Regions from separate parts of the Homo sapiens genome. Here regions 1 and 2 are each linked to region 3. Evidence: chromatin contacts called from ENCODE Hi-C or POLR2A ChIA-PET data. All regions are on one chromosome and are shown on one strand. Each heading gives the region's core, a stretch centred on a gene start or an enhancer-like site at or near the end of the contact. The rest is flanking DNA. Distances are from core to core; before and after follow the strand shown.

What was found. A loop is a pair of places that touch in the nucleus more often than their neighbours do. ChIA-PET counts read pairs that join two places held with the same protein, here RNA polymerase II (POLR2A). Pooled maps may share reads with other maps.
Region 1: a pooled map shows a loop between it and region 3 (5-fold over the local background). The contact joins the promoter of STAG3L5P-PVRIG2P-PILRB here to the promoter of GIGYF1 in region 3. A Hi-C loop is called at or near these places in 1 of 168 maps with a recorded cell type or tissue (CD8-positive, alpha-beta T cell) and 4 of 50 pooled maps. POLR2A ChIA-PET finds 5 or more read pairs at or near these places in 2 of 52 experiments (A673 and activated CD4-positive, alpha-beta T cell).
Region 2: a loop to region 3 is called in a pooled map, with 5 times the contacts of the local background. The contact joins the enhancer-like site here to the promoter of GIGYF1 in region 3. A Hi-C loop is called at or near these places in 3 of 50 pooled maps. POLR2A ChIA-PET finds 5 or more read pairs at or near these places in 2 of 52 experiments (GM12878 and activated T-cell).

Annotation. Positions count from the first base shown.
Region 1 is chr7:100,334,141-100,337,843 of GRCh38, forward strand. STAG3L5P-PVRIG2P-PILRB (STAG3L5P-PVRIG2P-PILRB readthrough) reads left to right here and starts at 1,925. Exons shown (of 17, transcript NR_036570.1): 1 at 1,925-2,197. It also overlaps the pseudogene PMS2P1 and the pseudogene STAG3L5P. RefSeq lists enhancers at 1,027-1,905, 1,594-1,733 and a silencer at 2,224-2,293.
Region 2 is chr7:100,395,242-100,398,663 of GRCh38, forward strand. It overlaps PILRA (paired immunoglobin like type 2 receptor alpha), which reads left to right. Exons shown (of 7, transcript NM_013439.3): 4 at 2,638-2,671. Among named protein-coding and RNA genes, the nearest start is that of PILRA, 23 kb to the left of the region's middle. RefSeq lists enhancers at 1,614-1,663, 2,531-3,030. Within about 2 kb of position 1,535, at least 6 of the 41 ENCODE cell types and tissues checked have a DNase peak (open chromatin) inside an H3K27ac peak, as active enhancers do; they include GM12878, where a contact is called at or near this core.
Region 3 is chr7:100,692,389-100,696,080 of GRCh38, forward strand. It overlaps GIGYF1 (GRB10 interacting GYF protein 1), which reads right to left and starts at 1,862. Exons shown (of 27, transcript NM_001375765.1): 1 at 1,722-1,862. RefSeq lists a cis regulatory region at 936-2,429, silencers at 1,291-1,410, 1,581-1,680, 2,121-2,280 and an enhancer at 2,968-3,692.

The DNA of each region.
Region 1 (3,703 bases), core at 675-3,174, 360 kb before region 3:
TGTTTTTAATAGAGATGGGGTTTCACCATGTTGGCCAGGCTGGTTTCTAACTCCTGACCTCAGGTGATCTGCCCGCCTTGGCCTTCCAAAGCACTAGGATTACAGGTGTGAGCCACCGCAACTGGCCGTCCCCTATATTGCAGCACAGTGAACAACTGTTTCCTGAACATCACAAGCTCTTTTAAACACTACAGTGTATAAGCAGGTCTCTGTCTAAACTGCTCTCCTCTTGCTCCTCTGCCCAACCAATGTCTGCTCATCCAAAGAATGTATCCCGTGTGTTCACTAACTTAGCAAGTTCCAGTAAACAGTTTAATTGATCACTCGTTAAGAGAAGGCAGGAAACCTCCATGAAAAGAGAAATCAGTGGGTATTTCCTACAGCATTTAACACATTGTAGGCCTTAAATAAACCCTTGTGAAATAAACAAACCTCTTTACTCTTCATTCTATGTTGCTAAGAATCTCACCAAAGTCTGTCTACCATGTGAAACTGCAGATGACCTCACAGAAAATGGAAAGAAGTATCTCTAAAAATAAGTTTATTTGGCAACACACTACAGGCTACAGGTCCAGTTCTGATTTTTTTTCTTTTTTTTTTTTGAGATGGAGTCTTGCTGTGTCACCCAGGCTAGACTGCAGTGGTGCAATCTCAGCTCACTGCAACCTCTGTCTCCTGGGTTCCAGCGATTCTCCTGCCTCAGCCTCCCAAGTAGCTAGGATTACAGGCGCCTGCCACCACGCCCAGCTAATTTTTGTATTTTTAGTAGAAATGGGATTTCACCATGTTGGCCAGGCTGGTCGTGAACTCCTGACCTCATGATCCACTTGCCTTGGCCTCCCAAAGTGATGGGATTATAGGTGTGAGCCACCGCACCTGGTCCACTTCAGATATTTAGATACAGACGGCAAATTTATTTAAATGTCTCAATACATTTAAATGTAGTTACCTAAATATATCTAATATATTTAAATGCAGAGAGCAAATTTGCGTTTACAAATCTGACATGGAATTCAACTGTGCTAGCCAAGATTCGGTGTAGCTTACTAGCCAGAAATCACATACCCTAACAGGTAAAAATGCATTGCATTTTTTAAAACTGCGCAGCTATGCAAATTAGGATGTGTCTGGACGCTCTACTGTCCCCAAAATAACCTCAATTTTTTTTTAAAGGCCAGGCACAGTGCATTACGCCTGTAATTCCAGCGCTTTGGGGGGCCAAGGCGGGCGGACTGCTTGAGCTCCGGAGTTCCAGACCAGCTTGGGCAACATAGCTAAATCCCCGTCTCTACAAAAAAATAAAGTAAAAATTAAAAATAAAATAATATAAAAATAAAAATAAAAGGGGAGAGAGAACAGGTAGGAAGGAAATGCATTCAGTCTATAGGGATTTCACGTTCCGGCTTCAAGTCCACGGCCCTGTGATGGGATGTGGGCAGGGCCTGAGACAGGCCGAACCCAACTCTTCACAGGGCCGAATTCTTTGCCCGCAGCCCAGCACCCCGAAGGAGCTTGCCTCGGCTTCAAGGCGCACCTAATGGGCACCGGATCGCTGGGGCGCTGAGGATGCCGCTCCGGGGCCTCCACGAGGCGGCCTCGCCACGCGCCTCGGCCATGTTCCCCCCATTTCCAGGGAGGTTGGACGCCGTGGTTCTTAAAGAGGGCGCGCGAGAGGGGCGACCGCGAGCCCAGCTCACCTCGAGCTCTCAGCTCGCTCCAAGGATGCAACACCGGATCCGCCTCGGGGACTGGGAAAGTTCCCTCCACGGCTCCCACAGGCGCCCCGCCTCCTGGGCTCCCAACGGCTGCTTTCGACGTTGTGCTCCACCCTTTCCGGGCGGGGCGGAAAAAATACTTCCCGTCTCTCCTTTTCGCCTAGTGGCTCTGTCAAAGGTCGAGTCCGTGACGTCAAAGAGCCTGGACCAATCAGAGCACACCGGACTGCGTTTTTTCCGAACGCCAGCAGCAGGGTCAGAAGGGAGGTAGTCGCCCTCCGTCGTGGCCTGGCGTGGATTCCGAGCGTTGGTGTCTGGCGGTTTCCGACCGTTGGTGTCTGGCACGCGCCACCCCGATGTACCAGGTAAAGCCCTATCACGGGGTCGGCGCCCCTCTCCGTGTGGAGCCCACCTGCATGTACTGGCTCCCCAACATGCACGGCAGGAGCGGCGGCCCAGCACTCGGCACTGGCCACTTGCAGGTAGGAGCGCGGGGCCCCCCCGCCCACTGCGCACGCGCGGCGGCCCGTTGCTGGCCCAGGTGCCCCTAGGCCGGATAGAGTGCGTCCCAACCGATTCGCGGCCCCACCCCGGCATCTGTGCCGGCCGGCCAGGGGGTCACCCAGATTTTTATGTTTTAAAAGATTTATTCAGGCCGGGCGCCGTGGCTCACGCCTGTAATCCCGGCACTTTGGGAGGCCGAGGCGGGCGGATCACCTGAGATCAAGAGTTCGAGACCAGTCTGGCCAACATGGTGAAACCTCGTCTCTACTAAAAATGCAAAAATTAGCCGGGCATGTGTCGGGCGCCTGTAATCCCAGCTACTCGGGAGGCTGAGGCAGGAGAATGGTTTGAACCCTGGAGGCGGAGCTTGCAGTGAGCTGAGATCGAGCCATTGCACTCGAGCCTGGGCAGCAAGAGTGAAACTCCGTCTCAAAAAAAAAATTATTATATATATATATATTTTTATATATGTTAAATATACCTTTATTATGCGTATTATACATATTGTATATTATGTGTAATATATAACATGATATATTATAAAATATATATTATATATATATATATCTTTCCTGGTCGAGCGCGGTGGTTCACGCCTGGAATCTCAGCGCTTTGGGAGACCGAAGCGGGAGGATTGCTTGAGCCCGGAGAGTTTGAGACCACCCTGAGCAACATAGCAAGACCCTTGTCTCTATGTTTTTTTTTTTTTTTGAGTTGGAGTCTTGCTCTGTCGCCCAGGCTGGAATGCAGTGGCCTGATCTCGGCTCACTGCAAGCTCCACCTCCCGGGTTCACGCCATTCTCCTGCCTCAGCCTCCCCAGTAGATGGGACTACAGGCGCCCGCCACCATGCCTGGCTAACTTTTTTTTGTATTTTTAGTAGAGACATGGTTTCACCGTGTTAGCCAGGATGGTCTCGATCTCCTGACCTCGTGATTCGCCTGCCTCGGCCTCCCAAATTGCTGGGATTACAGGCGTGAGCCACCACGCCCAGCTGCCTTGTCTCTATTTTTTAAATGTTTTAATTAAAATAAAAATCTATCCATATTTTTTCTTTTTTTTTGCGTATGGCTGCTTAAACATTTTAGTTCAGAATTCTATCCTCTGAAAAGTGAGTAGCACATAAATGCTCATTTTGAGGAATTACAAAGCGAACCCCAGGGTCACCACCTCCCAGGTTGACACACATTGTGACCGCTCCATTCTTTCCACTTAAACCTTCCCCACCAACATCCCAGGGCCCGATTTTTATGGTAATTATGTCCTGCTTGTCTCTATTATTTTGTCAGCTAAGTATCCCTAAACAATATGGTCTGGTTTTTTGTTTGTTTTTGTTTGTTTGTTTTTTTCAGACGGAGTTTCACTCTGTCACCCAGGCTGGAGTGCAGTGGCATGATCTCGGCTCACTGCCACCTTGGCCTCCTGGGTTCAAGGAATTCTCAGGCCTCAGCCTCATGAGTAGCTGAGATTACAGGCGCTGTCCAC
Region 2 (3,422 bases), core at 285-2,784, 300 kb before region 3:
TGACAACTGGGAGGTAGTGTGTTTTGGGAGGTGCTTAGGTCATGACGGCTCTGCCAAACGGATTAATGCCATTATAAAAAGGGATTTCAGGAGTGGGTTCACTGTCTTCTAATCTTCTGCCATGTGAGGACACAGTAATCCTCCCCTCTGAAAGACACAGCAAAAAGCAAGATGCTGGCACCTTGATCTTGGATTTCCCAGCCTCCAGAACTGTGAGAAATAATTTTTGCTTTGCTTTGCTTTGTTTTACTTTTCAGCAACCTCTTGTCCAACAGAAGAAACAAATTTGTTTTTTTATAAATTATACAGGCTCAGATATTCTTATATACATTAGCAGCACAAAATAGACTAAGACAGTATACAAATCACCAACAAGCAGATGAAAATGGCCAACTAATCATCAGAGAAATGCAAATCAGAACTACAGAGAGCTATCTCCTTATACCCAGAAGGACAGCTACTATTTAAAAAGTGTGTAAATGACAAGTGTTGGGAAGAATGTGAAGAAATTGGGGCCCTTGCGCACTGTTGATGGGGGCTATAAAATAGTGCAAATGATACAGAAAAAAAGCATGGCCTTTCCTCAAAAATTTAAAAATAAAGGCCAGGAGTGGTGGCTCACACCTCAAATTCCAGCACTTTGGGAGGCTGAGGTGGCAGATCACCTGAGGCCAGGAGTTCGAGACCAGCTTGGCCAACATGGTGAAACACCATTTCCACTAAAAATACAAAATTAGCTGGGTGTGGTGGCGGGCACCTGTAATCCCAGCTACTCAGGAGGCTGAGGCAGGAGAATCACTTGAACCCGGGAGGCAGAGGTTGCAGTGAGCTGAGATTGTGCCACTGCACTCCAGCCTGGATGACAGAGCGAGACTTCATCTCAAAATAAATAAATAAATAAATAAATAAAGCTACCATACGATCCAGCAATCCCACTTTTGGGTACATACCAAACAGAACTGAAAAGAAAGGTCTTGAAGAGATATTGATACACCCATGTTGATAGCAACACTATTTTCAATGGCCAAGAGGTGGAAGCAACCCAGATGTCCATCAATGAATGAATGGATGAACAAAATGTGGTTTATACATATAATGGAATATTATTCAGTGTTTAAAAGAAATTCTGGGCCAGGTGCAGTGGCTCACACCTGTAATCCCAGCACTTTGGGAGGCCAAGGTGGGTGGATCACCTGAGGTCAGGAGTTCGAGACCAGCATGACCAACGTGGTGAAACCCTGTCTCTACTAAAAATACAAAATTACCCAGGCCTGGTGATGGGCGTCTGTAATCTCAGCTACTTGGGAGCTTGAGGCAGGAGAATCGCTTGAACCAGAGAGGCAGAGGTTACAGTGAGCCTAGATCACACCACTGCACTCCAGCCTGGGTGACAAGAGCGAAACTCTGTCTCAAAAAATAAAGAAAAAAAGAAATTCTGACACATACTACAGTATAAACGAAACTGGAAGACATCAAGCTAGGTGAAATAAGGCAGTCACAAAATGACAAATATTGTATGATTCCACTTTTCGGTGGTGCCTAGAGATATTAAATTAATAGGAACAGAAAGTAGAATGGTGGCTGTCAGAAACCGCAGGGAGGAGGGAGTAGGGGTTCTTTAAAACTGTTTCAGTTTTGCAAGATGAAAAGGTCCTGGAGATGTTTCACAACAGTGTGAATATACTTAACACTAATGAACTGTACACGTGGTTAAAAGTGAATTCTAGTGTTTTGTTTGTTTTTTTGTTTTTTTTTTACCGTAAGTAAAATAAAACATAACCTAAAGAGAGGGAAAAAACAGAGGGACAGAAGAGTGCTGGAAAGAAAGCTGCAGCATGGAAATGATACTAGCAATTAATATTTCAGAGTTCTCAGTCTAAACATTAAAAAAAAAAAAAAAAGTCCTGTAGAAGTGGAAGGGGAGGTCCCTGGAGTTGAGGGGTACCTCAAGGCCTGGGTTCAGAGGGTGTCTCTGTGGACATGGAGCCCTCCTGGGAGGAGGCTAGATGGTGGAGGGGATGTCTGTGGACCAGGAGCCCACTGCTTGGGAAACACTGCAAGGATGCCACGGGGATGGGAGGGGCAGGACACAATGGGAGAGGCAGCAGAGGATTCAGGGTGGGACCAGCCAGAGGGGAGGGGAAGCCTAGTGGTGGCAACAGAATTTGAACAGCCACAAACATGAGTCCCAAGCACGACGCTCCCAAGGCTGGAGGGCAGACATAGCCGCCACCCAGAAGGAAAGCACAGGCACGGTCTCCCTGAGGACCTGGAGGGAATGGGGGCGGGGTGCCAATGTCAAGGGAAGGGGAGGGGAGGGGAGAAGTGACTGGGCGAGGGCTCAGCGGTGGAGGGAGCCAGGTTGGGGCTGAGCAGAGAGCTCAAGAGAGAAAGAAACCAAGGGAGGGGGTCAGGGTGAAGGGGTCTCAGGAGGTGACATGGAAGACAACAGGGAGGACAGGTGGAGACCTCAGGGTGCCGGCTGAGTCCCAGGCCCTTCCTGATGGGTTTGGGTGGAGCAGCTCTGCTGCTCCGGTCCCTCTAAGGAGGGCCTCAGCCTAGGGCGCAGCAGAGAAGGTGGGATGGAGACTGCCATCACCCGGATGCCACCCTGACTCACTGTTGGTCCCCCTACAGGTCAGCAGCGGACTAAAGCCACAACCCCAGCCAGGTGAGTGCTGGGCCTCCCCAGGGTGGGTTGGGGGGTGCATGTGCAGGCAGTGGGCTGATTTGGGAAACAGGGAGTGTGCTGCTAAGAACCCCACAAACCCAGCCTGCCACGGCCATTGTTGCATCCCCAACTTACCCATCCTTGTTCTCCTTTGTCCTCTAGGGGCCAGGCTCTTGACCTTGGGCTTTCTGTCCCCTAAATACTAGACTAGTGGACTCCAGGTTCCAGCACAAACATTCAAGAATCTCTTTTCTGGAGTGCCCATCTGTGCCCTCTGCCTGCCTTTCCTGGTGTTATTAAGCTTTTCCTGCTCTTTACCTGCTTCCTCTCAGCCTGGATCTTCCAGCTTTTCCATATTGCCTACTCTGTTCAATCTGTCCTGTTCCCCTGCTGAATGTGCAGGGAACTCCAGGCTTCCTCTGCCTCCAGCTCCTCTCCCCGCCTGTGTTTGCTCAGGAGGGACTCACCAGCCTCTGCCTGGCTCCCCTCTCCAGGCTAGGGCCTCACTTTTCCTTTTTCTGGGCTCTTCCTCTCCACCCTCCCACCTCTCTTTCCTTTCCTCTGGCCCCTCCTTTCCATAGCCGTAGGTCTCCTGCTGGAAGAAAGCCTCACCCCTACCCTTTCTCCTGCACTGGCTTTTGCCAGCTGCCCTTCTCCTGTCCCCAACCCTTCTCTATCCATTCACCCAGCCTGAACCCCTCCCTGATCAGAAGACCTGAAATTCACGCAATTGTTTTGCTTCTCCCAGTTT
Region 3 (3,692 bases), core at 612-3,111:
GAGGAAGCTGCTCCGACAGCGTGCCCCGACATCCTTGACACTATGCAAGACTGGAGGTGCGCACGGTAGCAGTAACCATCCCAAACTCGCAAGCATTATTCTGTGAGTTTGAAGCCATTTTACATTTGTTAGACTTTCAACATCCTTCATCTAGCCTCCTCCTCTCATCTTCTCTCCTCTAAAGTGGGCTATTTTTCTTTAATTCCCAAATTCCAATAGCAGATGTAAAAGTTAGGGCTAACGCATCAGATCACGAACACAAGACTGATGTGTCCAACAGCAGAAAAAGCTAGTCCAGAAGTTTAAGCACATGGTCCACTTGACTAACCACCACGTGGGACCCTCAGGGCCCCTGGTCCCCAGGCAATGGCAGGGACACCAAGGCCAGGTCTACCCTCAAATCCTTCCCAATGGCACGACAGACCGCTGGGGGACCAAGACCTACAATCTAAGAAAATCAGATTGGAGCTGGCTAGCCTGGTGGAGGGTGGCTAGCCTAGGTCTGCAAAGGGCACAGGAAAGATGGGAAGGAGAAAGAACCCCAAATCCCCCATGTCGGCAGCAAAGGAGAGACCCTTACTGGTACCACCGATGGTGTTTCCATGCCAAAGGCGAGGGGTTGGCGGGGTTCTAAATTGAAACTTCTATATAGACTCGAAGAGGCAGTGCACAAGAGGGTGGGAAAGCTGACGATCTTCCAGAACGACACTTTGAGAGGCAGGAGGGAAGTAAGGCTTGGGTGGCTGGAAAAAAAAAATCCAATCCAGCTAACAAGTCTTTATGTAGCATCTCCTAGTTCCTAGCACTAGGATGCAACAGACCTGGAGTCTGACCGGGAATGCGAGTAATGACTGTATAACAGAGAAGAGAGACGAGGGGCTTTTAAAAAGTTACTCGGAAATTTTTTTGTTTTTTTTTTTTTTTAAGGCAAAGTGTGAGAGCTGTGGCCAGGGAGCTGCTGCACGGAGGGGCATGAGCTGAGAAGGGCCTGGCCTGGGACGGGGAGGACAAGCAGTCTCTGCTAAGGAAGGTATTTCCCGCGGCCGAGCAACTGGGAAGAAGGAGACCCCAATGACCCAGCACTAAGATCGCCGGAGCGAAAGGAAACAGAGGTGAGGAGGACCCAGGCGAGGTGCCTGGGTGGAGGGCAAGGCTTCCATGTTGGCCAAAGTCGTGGAACGCTTGGACCTGGGGAACCGCAAGGCCCAGCTCGTTCCGAGGGGAACCCAAAGGCGCGCTGGGGAGAACTCCGGGAAGCGCGGGGCCCGGCCACCCTAGGACGCTAGGGTCGGGGGCCCCCAGGCGGCCCAGGGCAGGGCTTGGCAGGGGCCCGGGGGCGACCGTTAGGAGCGCGGGGGTGGAAGGCAGCGCGCCGGCCCGGGAGGACGGCGTGCCCTTCAGGGAGGGGCGCCAGGTGCGAGGGGGGCGAGCGGTCGCCCCCTAAGCCGGGCGCCGGCCTCCCGGGGCCTCCCCGAGGCTGGCCGGCTCTGGGGGAGGGTCCCGGCGGCGGGGATGGGCCGGAGCGGGCGGGAGAGCGGGAGGACGCACCGGGCTGCGGCGGCCTCGGGGAGGAGACGGGGGAGGGTCCTCGCTGGCGGCCCGCGCGCTGGCTCCGGCGCTTCTCTAGCTCGCGGGCTCGGCGCGGCCGCCGCGGCGTCGGGGGCGGGCCTGCCCCGGGGCTGGGCTGCGGGCCGGGGGCCGCGGGGCCACTGGGCGCTTACCGCGGGCGGCGCGAGGGTCCGGTCCCGGGGCGTGGGCGGCGCGCGGCGGGCGGGGGCCGGGGACGGCGACGGCGGCTAGCAGCGGGGGAGGGGGCGCTGGCGCTCCCGCGGCGGCCGCTCCTCTGTGTTTGTGTTTGTAGCAAGATGGCTGCCCGCCTCGCACCACGTGACGCGGACGCGGGGCCGCGGGGCCGCCCCTTCCACCGCCGCCGCCGCCGCCGCCGCCGCCGCCGCCGCCGCCGCCGCCGCCGCCGCCGCCGCCGCCGCCGCCGCCTCCCTCCGCGGCTCCGGCCCGCGCCACCTCTCCTCGTGCGCTGCTCGCGTGCCGCGCGCGCCACTGCCCGGACGCCCGTCGCCCCCGACAGCCCCCCCCCTCCCCGCCCCGACACGTGACCTGGGCGCCCGGCTGGTCACGTGACGGGGGCCCCCAGCTGCGGGCGGGATCGGCCCCAGAGCGGCCTCCTCTCCCCCACCTCCCCCGGCCCCGCGACGCGCGACCTCTGGGACCGAGGCCGCGGCCTCCCTGGCGGTCCGGTTTCCTCCAGGAAGCCCGCCTGGATGACAGGAGACAATAAAATCCAGAACCCTTCATCAGGCGTCCTGGGATGTGTGAAATAAGTGGCTCAGGCAAATAAGTTGACTCTCAGGAGCCTCTTTATTTTTTTAATTATTTATTTAATTATTGAGACAGAGTGTTGCTCTGTCCCCCAGGTTGCAGTCCAGTGGCGCGATCTCGGCTCACTGCAGCCTCCGCCTCCCGGATTCAAGTGATTCTCATGCCTTGGCCTCCCGAGTAGCTGAGATTACAAGCACACACCACCACGTTTGGCTTATTTTTGTTGGCCAGGCTGGTCTAGAACTCCTGACCACTCAAGTGATCCGCCTGTCTCGCCCTCCCAAAGTGCTGGGATTACAGGCGTGAGCCACCGCGCCCGGCCCCTATTTATTTATTTTTTTGAAGCAGGGTCTCACTCTGTTGCCCCAGCTGCAGTGTACTAGCCCGATCTCGGCTTACGGCAGCCTCCAACTCCCGTGTCTCAAGCGATCCTCCCATCTCAGCCTCCTGAATTGTTGGGACTATAGGTGTGCACCATCACACCCAGATAACTTTTTTATTCTCTGTAAAGACTGGGCGGGTGGCGTGTCTCATAACATTGCCCAGGCTGGTCTTGAACTCCTGGTCTCAAGGGATCCTCCTGCCACAGCCTCTTGAGTAGCTGGGACTACAGCTGTGTGCCACCACACCCAACTAATTTTTTTAATTTATTGTATTTGTTGTTTGTTTGTTTTCCAAGACAGAGTCTTGCTCTGTCGCCCAGGCTGGAGTGCAGTGGCGCGATCACGGTTAACTGCATCCTGCGCCTCCTGGGCTCAAGCAATCCTCCTGCCTCAAGCACCCTGAGTAGCTAGGACTACCAGGGCACACCACCACGCCCAGCTTTTTTTTTTTTTTTTTTTTTTTTTTTGTAGAGACAGGGTTTCCCCCATGTTGCCCAGGCTGGTCTTGAACTCCTGGACCCAAATGATCCTCCTTCCAAAGTGCCGGGAACTCCTGGACCCAAATGGATCCTCCTTCCAAGGTGCCGGGATGACAGGCATGAGCCGCCACGCCTGGCCTCTCAAAAGCCTCCGTTTCTCTTACAGAAGGATGTTAACACTGCTCTGCACCCAACCCCCGACCCCCAACTCCACACTCTTCCTTGAGTGCTGTAAGAATTAAAATAAGTGAATGTGAAAGGCTTTGACAAGAGAGAAACTGCTATGCAAATGTGAGGTGACTGAAACCCCCTTTGTTTAAAAAAAGGACTTTTCAAGAATGACTCGCTGAACTTTTTCAAGGCTCAAAAGTTCCGCGTATGCTTTCACCTTTTTCTTTGGAAGTTACTCCAGAATGTATACCTTACTTCCCAGAAGCCTAAAAGAGCTGTCGCCCAACACAATGTAATCCTCAAAACAAGGAAAAGGTAAGTT